Regions from separate parts of the Homo sapiens genome. Here region 2 is linked to region 1. A link is an interaction called in ENCODE POLR2A ChIA-PET data of the cell type or tissue named here. Cell type or tissue: OCI-LY7. All regions are shown on one strand.

Evidence for each region. Peaks named below come from ENCODE experiments on the same cell type or tissue, not always from the same donor. Only the 100,000 strongest peaks of a DNase experiment are listed, where the experiment ranks them.
Region 2: POLR2A ChIA-PET joins it to region 1 with 12 read pairs; 4 of 35 experiments call an interaction of 5 or more read pairs at or near these places.

The regions. Positions count from the first base shown.
Region 1 is chr17:37,588,370-37,596,369 of GRCh38, forward strand. SYNRG (synergin gamma) reads right to left here. Exons shown (of 22, transcript NM_007247.6): 3 at 7,854-7,975. Among named protein-coding and RNA genes, the nearest start is that of SYNRG, 17 kb to the right of the region's middle. RefSeq lists enhancers at 733-1,234, 1,235-1,734. In OCI-LY7, no CTCF peak of the experiment used is centred here; no DNase peak of the experiment used is centred here.
Region 2 is chr17:37,778,210-37,786,209 of GRCh38, forward strand. No RefSeq gene overlaps it. Among named protein-coding and RNA genes, the nearest start is that of HNF1B, 37 kb to the left of the region's middle. In OCI-LY7, no CTCF peak of the experiment used is centred here; a DNase peak (open chromatin) is centred at 4,422.

The DNA.
Region 1 (8,000 bases):
CTCCCACCTCAGCCTCCCAAGTAGCTGAGACTACAGGCATGTGCCACCACACCCAACTAATTTTTGTATTTTCAGTAGAGATGGGGTTTCACCAGGTTGGCTAGGCTGGTCTCGAATTCCTGACCTCAAGTGATCCACCCACCTTGGCCTCCCAAAGTGCTGGGATTACAGGCATGAGCCACCACGCCCAGCCAGCTTGGAATGCCTTTGGAGGGTTTCTAGCACTGTACAACTGGAGTTACACACAATATTGGTTTATTGCTAACATTCTCTATTCTAAATCTTGGGTGGAGATAGCTGTGTATACTTATTTTAAATCATAGTATTGATCTCTTGCTGCTAAAAATTAGTATCACAGTCCTAGAATTATTCTTTTTTTTTTTTTTACTCATTTCACCCAAAGTATATAAAATACAAAAGAAACTACCCAAATCATAGAGATTAAAAATAAGGCAAAGTATTCTACAAAAATAATAAAGAATGAAAGAAAGAAAGGTGTTATGCATATTGCCTTCTTATTTACAAACTCCTTTCTTGAGGAACATTCAAATTTACTAAATGGCATTTTGTGTTTCCCCTACACCTGGAAAGGAGGGACTGTCTAACTTTTAACAGACTTTTGAAACCTAAATAAACTAAAAGGTTAAGAGATACTAGTCTTTAATTATATACTGAATGGATGACATAACAAAAGAAAGAACTCAGAAATCTGAGATACATTTGATAAACTACTGATGGCACTTAAGATTTCAATAAGTTGAGAAGTATAGTATGACAGTTAAGACTAAAAGAGTAAAAGTGTCCACTTCAGTCAGAGCCCCAACAGTGTTTTGACAAGTTGATCTTAAAATTATACTGAAGGGCAAGGACCACGAATCAGCTATAATTCTGTAAAAGAAGAAGGATGATCCATACTACCAGGTATCAATGCTTATTTCAGGCTAGATAATTAAGGCATAAGATATTTACTGATGCAAGGAAAGACAGATACAGCAATGGGACAAATACATGAGCTCAGAAATTAATCCAAAGCATATAAAGAAATGTGATATTACAGGAATAATCATAGAAATCAATAAATTAAAAATGGGCTATTTAGGGCCGGGCGCGGTGGCTCACGCCTGTAATTCCAGCACTTTGGGAGGCCGAGGTGGGCGGATCACCAGGTCAGGAGATCAAGACCATCCTGGCTAACACGATGAAATCCCATCTCTACTAAAATACAAAAAATTAGCCGGGCGTGGTGGCGGGCGCCTGTAGTCCCATCTATTCGGGAGGCTGAGGCAGGAGAACGGTGTGAACCCGGGAGGCAGAGCATGCAGTGAGCCAAGATCGCGTCACCACACTCCAGCCTGGGCGACAGCAAGACTCTGACTCAAAAAGGAAAAAAAAAAAGGCTATTTATAAATGATTTGGGAACAACTGACTACAATGGAACATAATAAAATTACATCCTTCTACCACACACTGATTCTAAAGAACAATTCTAGGTAGGTTAGAGACTTAATTTGAAAAGACAGGCCGGGCGCATTGGCTCACACATGTAATCCCAGCACTTTGGGAGGCTGAGGCAGGCAGATCACTTGAGGCCAGGAGTTCCAGATCAGCCTGGACAACATGGTAAAATCCCATCTCTACTAAAAATACAAAAATTAGCCAGGCATGATGGGGCATGCCTGTAGTCCCAGCTTCTCTGGAGGCTAAGGCAGGTGAATTACTTGAGCCCGGGAGGCGGCAGCTGCAGTGAGCTGAGATTGCGCCACATTCCAGCCTGGGCGACAGGGCGAGACTCTGTCTCAAAAAAAAAAAAAAGAAAAGAAAAGAAAAGAAACTTAACTTTTTTTAAATAAGAAGATACAGGTAGGGAAGAATGTCTTAGATAAGTCAGAAAAAAAAAGAAATGATTTATCCATCTGTCTTAATTTTGACACAACATGACACTATAAACAAAATTAAGAGATGCCAACAACTAGCAGAAGATACTGGCAACACATGTAACTACAAAGGATTAGAATCTAGAATATATAATGAACACTCAGAAATCAATTAAATCAAAACAGCAAAACATTAGAAGCAATTTAAATGTCTGTCAATAGAACAACATATATTCACTCTATGAAATACCACACAGCAGCTACTATGAATGAACTTGGCATAAATTAAAAAGTCAAGAATTTGAAGGGTACATACGTAAAATTTAAAACCTAGGAAATATGATATATTGCTCATGAGTATACAAATATATAAAATAATACAAGTATAAAAATATGGCCAGGCGCAGTGGCTCATGCCTGTAATCCCGGCACTTTGGGAGGCAGAGGTGGGTGGATTGCTTGAGGTCAGGAGTTCGAGACCAGCCTGGCCGACATGGTGAAACCCCATCTCTACTAAAATACAAAAATTAGCTGGGCAAGGTGGCGGACACCTGTAATCCCTGGTACTAGGGATGCTGAGGCAGGAGAATTGCTTGAACCCAGGAGGCGGAGTCTGCAGTGAGTCGAGATCGCGCCACTGCACTCCAAGCCTGGGCGACAGAGTAGTATAAAAATACATACGAGAACTATAAACACCGAATTCATGATAGTGATAACAACTTCTGAGGAAGGAGAGGAAGGAAAGTATTTTTCAATTCTTTAAAAAAATGTAAAACAAACGTGGCATATTAAAATCTGATAAAGGTAGGACATGACTACCCATATTAAAAAATCCCATGGAATCCACAAAAAAATTCCCAGAGCTAATAAAATGAGTTCAGTAAGGTTGAAGGATATAAAACAAACATAAACAATCAATTGTATTTCTATATACTAGCAATGAATATGTGAACACTGACATTTAAAAAACGCCATTATAATTACTCAAAAAATCAAAATATTTAGATGTAAATCTAACCAAACATGGATGTGACTTTTATGCTGAAAACTATGTAAATGATAGTTTACACAGTCTTCTGATAGAAGAAACCAAAGATCTAAACAAATGAAAAGACATCTCATATTGATATGTTGGAAGACATCAATTCTCCCTAAATTCATACAGAGGTTTAACACAATGCCTATCAAAACTCCAGCAAGAGTTTTTCCAAAGATAGACAAGACTATCCCAAAATTAATATGGAAAGACAGAGGAACCAGAATAGTTAAATTTTGAAAAGAAGAAGAATGTAGGAGGAATCAACCTTATCGTATAGCTACCGTCATGAAGACTGTGTTATTGGTGAAGGAACAGGCATATACATAAAACAATAGAACAGAACAGAGAACCTAGAGAAAGATCCATACAAGCATGCCCAACTGATTTTTGACAAAAATGTGAAAGCATTTCAATGGAAGCAGAATAGCTTTTTCCACAAATGTTGCTGGGGCAATCACACTTGCATAGGTAAAAAGAGAGAGATAAAAAACAACCTCAATCTAAGTCTTAGATCTTACACAAAAATTAACTTAAAATGGATCACGGACTTAAATTAAAACTATAAAACTTTTAGAAAAAAATAGGAGAAAATCTTCAGAATCTAGGGCAAGGCAATGAACTCTTAGAGTTATACCAATGCATGATCCATAATAGGAAAAACTGGTAAATTAAATTTCATCGAAATTGAACTTTTGCTCTGTAAAAGACCCCGTTAAGAGGGTGAAAAGACAAGCTAAAGACAAGAAGAAAATACTTGTAAACCACATATCTGACAAAGGACTAGTACCTAAAAGATATAAAGAACTCTCAAAATTCAATAGTAATACCAAAAAATGCAATTAGAAAATGGTCAGAAGCTATGAAAAGGCATTTCTCTGAAGAAAATGTAATGATGGTAAATAAACAAATGAAAAGATGCTCAACACCATCTGCACATTAAAACCATGCAAATTAAAACCATGAGATATTACAACGTACCTGTGAGAATGGCTAAACAAAAAATAATGACACTAAATGCAGGTAAGGATGCAGTATAATTGAACCTCTGATACATTGCCGGTGGGAATGTAAAATAGTACAGCTACTCTGGAAAAAAGTTTGGCAGCATCTTAAAAAACTGAAAATGCAATACCATGCAACCCAGTAATTGCACTCTTGGGCGTTTATCCCAAGAAATGAGGACATATGTTCACGCAAAAACCTTTATTTGTAATAGCCAAAAATTGTAAACAACTCTGATGTCCTTCAGTGAGCAAAAGGTTAAACAAACTGTCATACATCCACACCATGGACTATTACTCATCGATTATAAAAAAAATGAACTACTGATACATGCAACAATTTGGATGAATCTGAAGGGATTATTCTAAGCGACAAACGCCAAACCCAAAAGGTTAATGATTCAATTTATATAACATTTTTGAAAACACAAAATTATAGAAATGGGGAACACACTAGTGAATGCAAAAGGAGTAAGGTGGGGCAGGAAGGAAGTGAATACAGCTACAAAAGGACAATGTGAGGAGATCCTTGGGGAGATGGAAATGTTCTGTATCTCAGCTGTGCCAATGTCCATATGCTGGTTGTGTTACTATATTTCTACAAGTTTTACCAATAGGGGAACTGGGCAAAGGATTTCTATTATTTCTTACAATAACACAACAGTTTGCAACAGGTTTACACATGTCCATCATGTGCTCTAAACTTGCCTAGATGTTTGAAATGCTTCAGAATAATAATTTTAAAATGTATTGTACATCATGAGGAGTGTTTTCTTTTTATGTGTTTTGGGGAAGGGAGAGATTATAATAATCAATAATAATATAATAATAATCAAGACTAAATTTCTGGCCGGCGCGATGGCTCACACCTGTAATCCCAGCCCTTTGAGAGGCCAAAGCGGGTGGATCACTTGAGGTCAAGAGTTCAAGACCAGCCTGGCCAACACTATGAAATGCTGTCTCTACTAAAAATACAAAAATGAGCCAGATGTGGTGGCATGCACCTGTAATCCCAGCTGCTTGGGAAGCTGAGGCAGGAGAATCGCTTGAACCCAGGAGACAGAAGTTGCAGTGAGCCGAGATTGTACCACTGCACTCCAGCCTGGGCAACAGAGCCAGACTCTGTCTCAAAAAAAAGACTAAATTTTTTTATGTTGACTTTTATCTGAATCATCACTTTTATCTCCAAAGACTTAAGAGATAACTAAAGGAACAATGGGTTTGCTTCATGTATGTCCCTGATTGGTTAGGGCTATTGAGTTTCGGGGTGGGGGGAAATAAAATCTGGATGTTTTTCTCCTTAAAAAATGGTGAGTGGCGGACAGGTGTGGTGGCTCATGCCTATAATCCCAGCACTTCGGGAGGCCGAGGCAGGCAGATCACCTGAGGTCAGGGGTTTGAAACCAGCCTGGTCAACATGGCGAAACCCCATCTCTACTAAAAATACAAAATTAGCCGGGCGTGGTGGCACATGCCTGTAATACCAGCTACTTGGGAGGCTGAGGCAGGAGAATCGCTTGAACCTGGGAGGCGGAGGTTGCAGTGAGCCGAGATCGTGCCATTGCACTCCAGCCTGGGCAACAAAACTCCCTCTCAAAAAAAAAAAAAAAAAATGGTGAGCAGCTTCCAAACAGTATAATGCCTGTCAGCAAGATTAAAGGTTAAAGAAAAAGACTTTGGCTGCTTTGTCTTAGAATCATTAATACACAAGCTTCTGATATTCAGGGACATTATTAAGGTACTAACAACTCTCATAGTTTACTTTTTTCTTATTGTTCTGCATATTAGAGACTCTTACTGTTTTTGGTTGTTTCAAACTCTAAAAACATTTTTCAGATAATTGTGTAAGTCATAAAATAATGTTTATGAATATTATTTTAATTATATTAATTACAATATTAATTATTTTAATTATATTAATTACAATATTAATTATTTTAATTATATTAATTACAATATTAATTATTTTAATTATATTAATTACAATAATATTAATTTTAATTATATTAATTACAATATTAATTATTTTAATTAATATTTAATATTAAAATAAAAATTAATGATTTAAAATTTGTATCAATTGTTATTAAGATTCAGTATTAAGCTTAGGAAGTCTTAATTTAAAATACATTGTATTCTATGGTAGATTGTTTTTAGTTATTTGCTGCCTTTCTTCTTCTTTTTTTTTTTTTTTTTTGAGATGGAATCTCACTCTGTCGCCCAGGCGGGAGTGCAGTGGCGCAATCTCAGCTCACTGCAACCTCTGCCTCCTGGGTTCAAGCGATTCTCCTGCTCAGCCTCCTGAGTAGCTGGGATTACAGGCATGCACCACCACGCCCGGCTAATTTTTGTATTTTTAGTAGAGACGAGGTTTCACCATGTTGGTCAGGCTGGTCTCGATCTCCTGAACTCATGATCTGCCCACCTCAGCCTCCCAAAGTGCTGGGATTACAGGTGTGAGCCACTGCTCCCAGCCATTTGCTACCTTTATTCTAAGAGAACTACACATCCCTATGTGGTTTACATTCGTCCTGGTATATTCCTCCCCTATTGATGTTAAGGCCACATTACTTTGGTGAGCAGAAGTGACTAATAAATGCTACCTCCAAGTGTTAGCTTTAAAAGACATCACAGGGTTTGGCCATCTCTTTTTCCTATGCCAAGAGCCTAGGATGTCCTGGCTGAGGGTCTTAGGATAAAGAAAACATGGAGCAGAGTCAGCACTAACCCATAAGGATATGTATCACGAGTGAGGAATAAACTTTTCTAAGTCACTGAGATCTGGGGACTGTTTCTGCAGCACACCCTAGTGAAAGCTAGCTTAACATGAATTAAAAACCTACACAATTTCAATGTATTCCCTTCCTTCTAGAGACAGATAAAAAATGACACTGGAAGTTTTCCTGACCCTTTAAACACAAAACAGAAGCTTTATTTGCATAATCGACTTCAAAACAACAATGGTTTCAACTTAAAATTCTGGTCATGAAGTCCTAATATCACTTATTTATAAGTTATATACATGTGTTACTGTATAAAAGTATATACTGTATAACAAAACACACAGAAATAGAAAATGTTAAAGTATTAGGTAAATAAGTAAACTAACGCAGAAACAAAAAACCAAATACTGCATGTTCTCACAAGTGGGAGCTAAACACTGGGTGCACATGGACATAAAGACAGGCTCGACAGACATTGGAGACTACAAGACGGGAGAAAGTGGGGGAAGGGTTGAAAAACTACCTGTTGGTACTATGCTCACTACCTGGGTGATGGGTTCCATCATACCCCAACCCTCAGCATCACACAACATATTAGTGTAACAAACCTACAAACGTGCCCCCTGAATCTAAAATATAAGTTGAAAAAAGCAAAAATAAGTAAAGTATTAGGTAAAAAAGAAATACAGTATATGGCCTTCAAGATAGCTGTTAATAGTACAAAAGCAAAAACCTTTTTTTCCTCTGGCCTTTTTTTTTTTTTTTGAGACGGGAGTCTCACTTTGTTGCCCAGGCTGGAGTACAGTGGCATGATCTTGGCTCACTGCAACCTCCACCTCTCGGGTTTAAGGGATTGTCCTGCCTCAGCCTCCCGAGTAGCTGGGACTACAGGCACATGCCACCACGCCCAGGTAATTTTTGTATTTTTAGTAGAAACAGGGATTCACCATGTTGGCCAGGCTGGTCTCGAACTCCTGACCTCAAGTGATCTGCCCGCCTTGGCCTCCCAAAGTGCTGGGATTACAGGCATGAGCCACTGCACCTAGCCTTTTCCCTCACTCTTGGAGGGTGAACACATCTTCATTTTAGTTTGAAGGAAGCCATTTATTTATGCTTATTTCTAATTGTAACATTAAGCTCTTAGCCTGTAGCTCTTGATATATAAACGTAACAACAAACAATAACTTTGTAAGAAACCAACTAAAGAAGCAAGTACCTGCATAGCAATAGGTCCTTGGGACATCTGAGAGCTGTAATTCATTCCCATAATGCCTTGCATATTAGGCTGCATGACAGAGACCATAGGAAATCCTTGTTGCTGCATCGGCATCAGGCCTGCTGAAAATATAAAGACATTATTAAA
Region 2 (8,000 bases), 190 kb after region 1:
CCTGCCCATAAGGAGGTGTGACTTAAGGAGGTGGCCTTGGCGTAGTTTTGCTTCAGAACTCAGGAAAAAAAATGTTGGCATTAGTCACTAAGGAGGGAAGTGGCTGGAATGCAAAGAAATATATCAGGGGGGTCCTTTTCTGTGGTTCACACAGGGAAATAATTTGTTCTTCCTTTTCCTGTGCACCTAGAATAATATGTATGAACAGGCAACCCTCCACCATAACTGTAGTGTATTTTCCTGTAGTCACTAAAGCTGAGCTTTGAGAGTCTGGGTGTTCCTTTCTAAAACTTTGTTGTTCTTTTTAAACTCACCATCTCCAACCCCCACATTGCCAATGTTCATAACACAGTGTCTGGTTGTATTGGACCCTTGCTGGTCAAACGTGGTCCATGGACCAGCAGCACTGGCATTATCTGGGAGCTTGTTAGAAATGCAGAACGGGCACATGCTGGGCACAGTGGCTCACGCCTGTAATCCCAGCAGTTTGAAAGGCTGAAGCAGGCTGATCACCTGAGGTCAGGAGTTCGAGACCAGGCTGGCCAACATGGCGAAACCTCATCTCTACTAAAAATATAAAAGTTAGCTGGGTGTGGTGGCGGATGCCTGTAATCCCAGCTACTCAGGAGGCTGAGGCAAGAGAATCACTTGAATCCAGGAGGCAGAGGTTGCAGTGAGCCGAGATCGTGCCACTGCACTCCAGACTGGGCAACAGAGAGAGACTCTGTCTCAAAAAAAAAAAAAAAAAAAAAAAACCCAGAACCCCAGGCACCCAAGATGTATATGTAGGGATGTGCTCGTACTTCAGCCTCTTGAGTAGCTGGGACAAGCGGCATGGGCCACCAAGCCTGGCTTATTTTTTTATCTTTTGTAGAGATGGGGTCTCCCTATGTTGCCCAGGCTGGTCTCAAAATCCTGGGCTCAAGCAATCCTCCCACCTCGGCCTCTCTAAGTGCTGGGATTATAGGCATGCACCACTATACCTGGACTATAAAAATTTGTTAAAAGAGTAATTTTGGTGGGTTTAAAAATAAGATGAAACTAAATTACTAGGACACAGTAGACATTTGACAAGGGCAAATTAAAGTGTCCTAAGGTTTTATATTTTGGGAAAAGTCATTAGAGATATTGATTAACTTTAGACTAATTAGGACAAGTATTTATATGAAAAATTTAAGGGTTCCCACTAAAAGAGTAGAAATGGAACGTAAAATTTTCAAACCAACGAAGAAGAATAATGTGATCAATTGGTAGAATGCAAAAAATAAAAATAAAAAGAGGAGAAAAGAAGTAAAGATAAAAAGAAAACACAAAATAAAATGGTAGAAGTAAATTCACAAATATCATTAACCATAATGATTCTAATTGGAGGAAACTTAAAATTTCTGAACACGCGCTTGATGCCAGGTACTATGCTGTGCCCAATACAAAAATAGATAAACAAAAGCTTCTGTCTTCAAAAGCTTATAGTCCAGTAGTGGGTGGGGCAGGGCTGAGAATGAGGCTAAGCAAAGCAATACCTCATTCTATTGTGCTTCTTGTATACTGAGTCATTTTTTTTTTAAACAAATGCACGGTTTTTGGCAACCCTGCATTGAGCAATGCTATTGGTGCCAATTTTCCAACAGCATATGCTCATTTTTTGTCTCAGGGTCACATTTTGGTAATGCTTGCAATATTTCTAACTTTTTCATATTATTATATATATTATGTTGATCTGTGATCGGTGATCTTTGATGTTAACTATTGTCATTGTTTTGGGGCACCACAAACCTCACCATATAGGATAGCAAACTTAATCGATAAATATGTGTGTTCTGATTCCTCCACCGACCAGGTGTCCCCCCATCTCTCTCCCACTCCTCGGGCCACCCTATTCCCTGGGACACAATATATTGAAATCAGGCCAACTAATAATCCCTGCAGTGGCCTCAAAGTGTTCAAGTGAAAGGAAGAGTTGCACATCTCTCTTTTTAAATCAAAAGCTAGAAACGCTTAAGCTTAGTGAGGAAGGCATGTGAAAGCCGAGCTAGACTGAAAGCTAGGCCTCTTGCACCAAACAGATAGCTGAGTTGTGAAGGCAAAGAAAAGTTCTTGAAGGAAATGGAAAGTGCTACTCCAGTGGACACATGCATGATTAGAAAGGGAAACAGCTTTATTGCTGATATGCAGAAAGCTTGGGTGATGGCAATAGAGAATCAAACCAGCCACTATATTCCCTTAAGCCAAAGACTTAGCCAGGGCCAGAGAAAGGCCCTTATTCTCTTCAAATTTATGAAGGCAGAGAGAGGTGAGGAGGCTGCAAAATATTTTCTTTTAAGCTAGCAGAGGTTGGTTGATGAGATTTAAGGAAAGAAATCATCTCTATAACATAAAAGTGCAAGAGAAGCAGTAAGTGCTGATGTAGAAGCTGAAGCAAGTTATCCAGGATATTTAGCTAAGATCGCTGAGGAAGGCGGCTACACTAAGCAACAGATTTTCGGTGTAGACCAAGCAGCCTTCTATTAGAAGAAGATGCTACCTGGGACTTTCATAGCTAGAAAGAAGTCAATACCTGGCCTCAAAGCTTCAAAGGACAGGCTGACTCTCTTGTTAGAGGCTAATGGAGTTGGTGACTTTAAGTTGAAGCCAATGCTCATTGACTCTTTTTTTTTCTTTCTTTCTTTTTTTTTTTTTTGTGACAGAGTCTCACTCTGTTGCCCAGGCTGGAGTGTAGCGGTGCAATCTCGGCTCACTGCAACCTCTGCCACCCAGGTTCAAGCAATTCTCCTGCCTCAGGCTCCTGAGTAGCTGGGATTACAGGCCCCTGCCACCACGCCCGGGTAATTTTTTGTAGTTCTTAGTAGAGACGGGGTTTCACCACCTTGGCCAGGCTGGTCTTGAACTCCAGACCTCATGATCCACCCACCTTGGCCTCCCAAAGTGCTGGGATTACAGGCATGAGCATTCGAGCTCACTGACTGTTTCAAAAGTCCTAGGACTTTTAAGAAATATGCTAACCCTACTCTGCTTGTGCTCTAGAAATGGAATAACAAAGCCTGATGACAGGACATCTGTTTACAGCATGGTTTACTGAATATTTTAAGCCCACTGTTGAAAACTACTGCTCAGAAAAAAAGATCCCTTTCAAAATATTACTGCTCATTGACAACGCACCTGGTTACCCAATAACGCTAATGGAGATGTACGAGGAGATGAATGTTGTTTTCATGCCTGCTAATACAACATCCATTCTGTAGTCTGTGGATCAAGGAGTAATTTTGACTCTCAAATCTTATTATTTAAGAAATACATTCATAAGGCTATACAGCCATAGATAGTGGTTTCTCTGATGGATCTGGGCAAAGTAAATTGAAAACCTTCTGGAAAGGATTCATCGTTCTAGATGTCATTAAGAACATTTATGATTCATAGGTCAGGGTCAAGATATCAACATTAACAAGAATTTGGAAGAAGTTGATTCCAACCCTTATGCATGACTTCAGTGGGGGAAGTCACTGCAGATGTGGTGAAAATAGCAAGAGAACCAGAATTAGAAATGGAGCCTGTTCCCTCCTCCCTGCTTCTAAAAAAACAGTGGAGCCTGAAGATGCGACTGAATTGCTGCAATCTCATGATATATATGATACTATCTTCTCAATATATATGATACTATCTTCTCAATTTATTACAAATTGTAATAAACATAATAATCAAACTGGTGCTCCAAGCTTATGCTGTTCACATGGAAGACACCGCAAAAGAAGACACAATAGAGACTGCCTTGCAATTGTACCTTGCAATAAGAGGTACGAATTGTTTCTATAGAGATGGAGAAATAAAAGGACAAATCTAGTTGCCTAAAAGACAATTCTCTGTACACATTTTATTTACAGTTTTTACATTGTCTTAATACGGATTGGATTGCTTTTTCTACTTGAGCCTTTTTAACCAAAACAAAATAACCTAAGTAATACAAAGTGTTAAAATGCAGCATAAAAGGTAGTTTTTTTTTTTCTAATTCTGTGAAGAATGTCAATGGTCATTTAATGGGAATAGCATTGAATCTATAAATTACTTTGGGCAGTATGGCCATTTTCACGATATTGATTCTGCCTATCCATGAGCATAGAATGTTTTTCCATTTCTTTGTGTCCTCTGTGATTTCCTTGAGCAGTGGTTTGTAGTTCTCCTTGAAGAGGTCCTTCACTTCCCTTGTTAATTGCATTCTTAAGTATTTTATTCTCTTTGTAGCAATTGTGAATGAGAGTTCTTTCATGATTTGGCTCTCTGCTTGTTTATTCTTGGTGTATAGGCATGCTTGTGATTTTTGCACATTGATTTTTTATCCTAAGATTTCACTGAAGTTGCTTATCAGCTTGAGAGCTTTTGGGCTAAGAAGATGGGGTTTTCTAGATATAGGATCATGTCATCTGTGAACAGAGACAGTTTGACTTCCTCTTTTCCTATTCAAATACGCTTTCTTTCTTTCTTTTGCCTGATTGCCCTGGCTAGAACTCCCAATACTATGTTGAATAGGAGGGTGAGAGAGGGCATCCTTGTCTTGTGCTGGTTTTCAAGGAGAATGCTTCCAACTTTTGCCCATTCAGTATGATATTGGCTGTGGGTTTGTCATAAATGGTTCTTATTGTCTTGATGTATGTCCCATCAATACGTAGCTTATTGAGAGTTTTTAACACTAAGGGATGTTGAATTTTATGGAAGGCCTTTTCTGTATCTATTGAGATAATCATGTGGTTTTTGTCTTTAGTTCTGTTTATGTGATGAATTATGTTTATTGATTTGCATATGTTGAACCAGCCTTGCATCCTAGGGATGAAGCTGACTTGATCGTGGTGGATAAACTTTTTGATGTGCTGCTGGATTCGGCTTGCCAGTATTTTATTGAGGATTTTTGCATCAATGTTTATGAGGGATATTGGCCTGAAGTTTTCTTTTTTTGTTGTATCTCTGCCAGGTTTTGGTATCAGAATGGCACTGGCCTCATAAAATAAGTTTGAGAGGAGTCCCTCCTTTTCAATTGTTTGGAATAGTTTCAGAAGAAATGGTACCAGCTCCTCTTTGTACCTCTGGTAGAATTCAGCTGTAAATCCGTCTGGTCCTGGGCTTTTTTTGGTTGGTAGTCTATTAATTATTGCCTCAATTTCAGAACTTGTTATTGGTCTATTCAGGGATTCAACTTCTTCCTGGTTCAGTCTTGGGAGAGTGTATGTGTCCAGGAACTTATCCATTTCTTGTAGATTTTCTAGTTTATTTGCATAGTGGTGTTCTTAATATTATCTGATGGTTGTATTTCTGTGGGGTCAGTGGTGATATCCCCTCTATCATTTTTTTTTGTGTCTATTTGATTCTTCTCTCTTTTCTTCTTTATTAGTCTAGCTAGCAGGTTTTTTTTTTTTCCCCTCAAAAAATCAGCTCCTAGATTTGTAGATTTTTTGAAGGGTTTTTTTATATCTCTATCTCCTTCAGTTCTGCTCTGATCTTGGTTATTTCTTGTCTTCTGCCAGCTTTGGGGTTTGTTTGCTCTTGGCTCTCTAGTTCTTTTAGCTGTGATGTTAGATTGTCAATTTGAGATCTTTCTACCTTTTTGTGTTATAGCATTTAGTGCTATAAATTTCTCTGTTAACACTGCTTTAGCTGCATCCCAGAGATTCTGGCATGTTATCTCTTTGTTCTCGTTGGTTTCAAAGAACTTCTTGATTTCTGCCTTAATTTCATTATTTACCCGGGTATCATTCAGGAGCAGGCTGTTCAATTTCCATGTAGTTGTGTGGTTTTGAGTGAGCTTCTTAATCTTCAGTTCTAATTTGATTGTGCTGTGGTCTGAGAGACTGTTTGTTATGATTTCAGCTCTCTTGCATTTGCTGAGGAGTGTTTTACTTCCAACTATGTGATCGATTTTATAGTAAGTGCCATGTGGTGCCAAGAATGTATATTCTGTTGCTTTTGGGTGAAGAGTTCTGTAGATATCTGTCAGGTCCACTTGATCAGAGCTGAGTTCAAGTCCTGAATATTTTGTTAATTTTCTGTCTTGATGATCTGTCTAATATTGGCAGTGAGGTGTTAAGGTCTCCCACTATTATTGTGTGGGAGTCTAAGCAAAAATTGACAAATGGGATCTAATTAAACTAAAGGGCTTCTGCATAGCAAAAGAAACTATCATCAGAGTGAACAGACAACCTATAGAATGGGAGAAAATTTTTGCAATCTATCCATTTGACAAAGGTCTAATATTCCGAATCTACAAGAAACTTAAGTTTACAAGAAAAAAACAACCCCATTAACAAGTGAGCAAAGGACATGAACAGACACTTCCCAAAAGAAGGCATTTATATGGCCAACAAACATAAAAATAAAGGGTCAACATTACTGATCATTAGAGAAATGCAAATCAAAACCACAGTGAGATACCATCTCACGCCAGCCAGAATGGCGATTATTAAAAAGTCAAGAAACAGTAGATGCTGGTGAGGCTGTGGAGAAATAGGAACACTTTTACACTGTTGGTGGAAATGTAAATTAGTTCAACCATTGTGGAAGACAGTATGGCAATTCCTCAAAGACCTAGAACCAGAAATGCCGTTTGACCCAGCAATCCCATTACTTGGTATGTACCCAAACGAATATAAATCATTCGATTACAAAGATACATGCACACATATGTCCATTGCAGCACTATTCACAATAGCAAAGATGTGTAACCAACCCAGTGGTAGACCGGATAAAGAAAATGTGGTACATATACACCATGGAATATCATGCAGCCATAAGAAGGAATGAGATCATGTCCTTTGCAGTGGCATGGATGGAGCCGGAAGCCATTATCCTCAGCAAACTAACACAGGAACGAAAAACCAAACACTGCATATTTCCACTTATAAGTTGGAGGTGAACAGTGAGAACACATGGACATAGGAAGGGGAACAACACACACTGGGGCCTGTTCGGGGGTGGGGGAGGGAGAGAATCAGGAAAAATAGCTAATGCATGCAGGGCTTAATACTTAGGTGATGGTTTGATAGGTGTAGCAAACCACCATGGCACACATTTATGTATGCAACAAACCTGCACATCCTGCACATGTATTACGGAACTTAAAATAAAATAAAATAAAAAATATAGCATAAAGATACAAAACTAGACATACTAATTCTAGTTAGAAATGTAATTATGATGTTACATTTTTATGATCAACAATTATGTTGTGGAAATTATACAAACACACATCACTGACTTGAATGAAATGCATAAAATTGTAGCAAAGCTTTGTAGTTACAAAAAACAAAAAAAAATTACCAAAGAAAGCACAAGTTTTTGGAGGGGAGGGGTTTTTTTTCCTTTCTTTTTTTTTTAAATTATACTTTAAGTTTTAGGGTGCATGTGCACAATGTGCAGGTTTGTTACATATGTATACATGTGCCATGTTGGTGTGCTGCACCAATTAACTCGTCATTTAACATTACGTATATCTCCTAATGCTATCCCTCCCCCATCCCCCAACCCCATGACAGGCCCCGGTGTGTGATGTTCCCCTTCCTGTGTCCAAGTGTTCTCATTGTTCAATTCCCACCTATGAGTGAGAACATGCGGTGTTTGGTTTTTTGTCCGTGAGATAGTTTGCTGAGAATGATGTTTTCCAGCTTCATCCATGTCCCTACAAAGGACATGAACTCATCATTTTTTATGGCTGCATAGTATTCCATGGTGTATATGTGCCACATTTTCTTAATCCAGTCTATCATTGTTGGACATTTGGGTTGGTTCCAAGTCTTTGCTATTGTGAATAGTGCCGCAATAAACATACGTGTGCATGGGTCCCAAAGAATGCACAAAATTAATGTCTATTCCACCTTTGTGTCATATTCCTGGATTCTCATGATATAACTTTGACAGATGAGGAGTTGGTTCTTACAGATGAGCAAAGAAAGTAGTTTTTTGAGATGGAATCCACTCCTGGTGAAGATGCCGTGAACGTTGTTGAAATGACAACAAAGGATTGA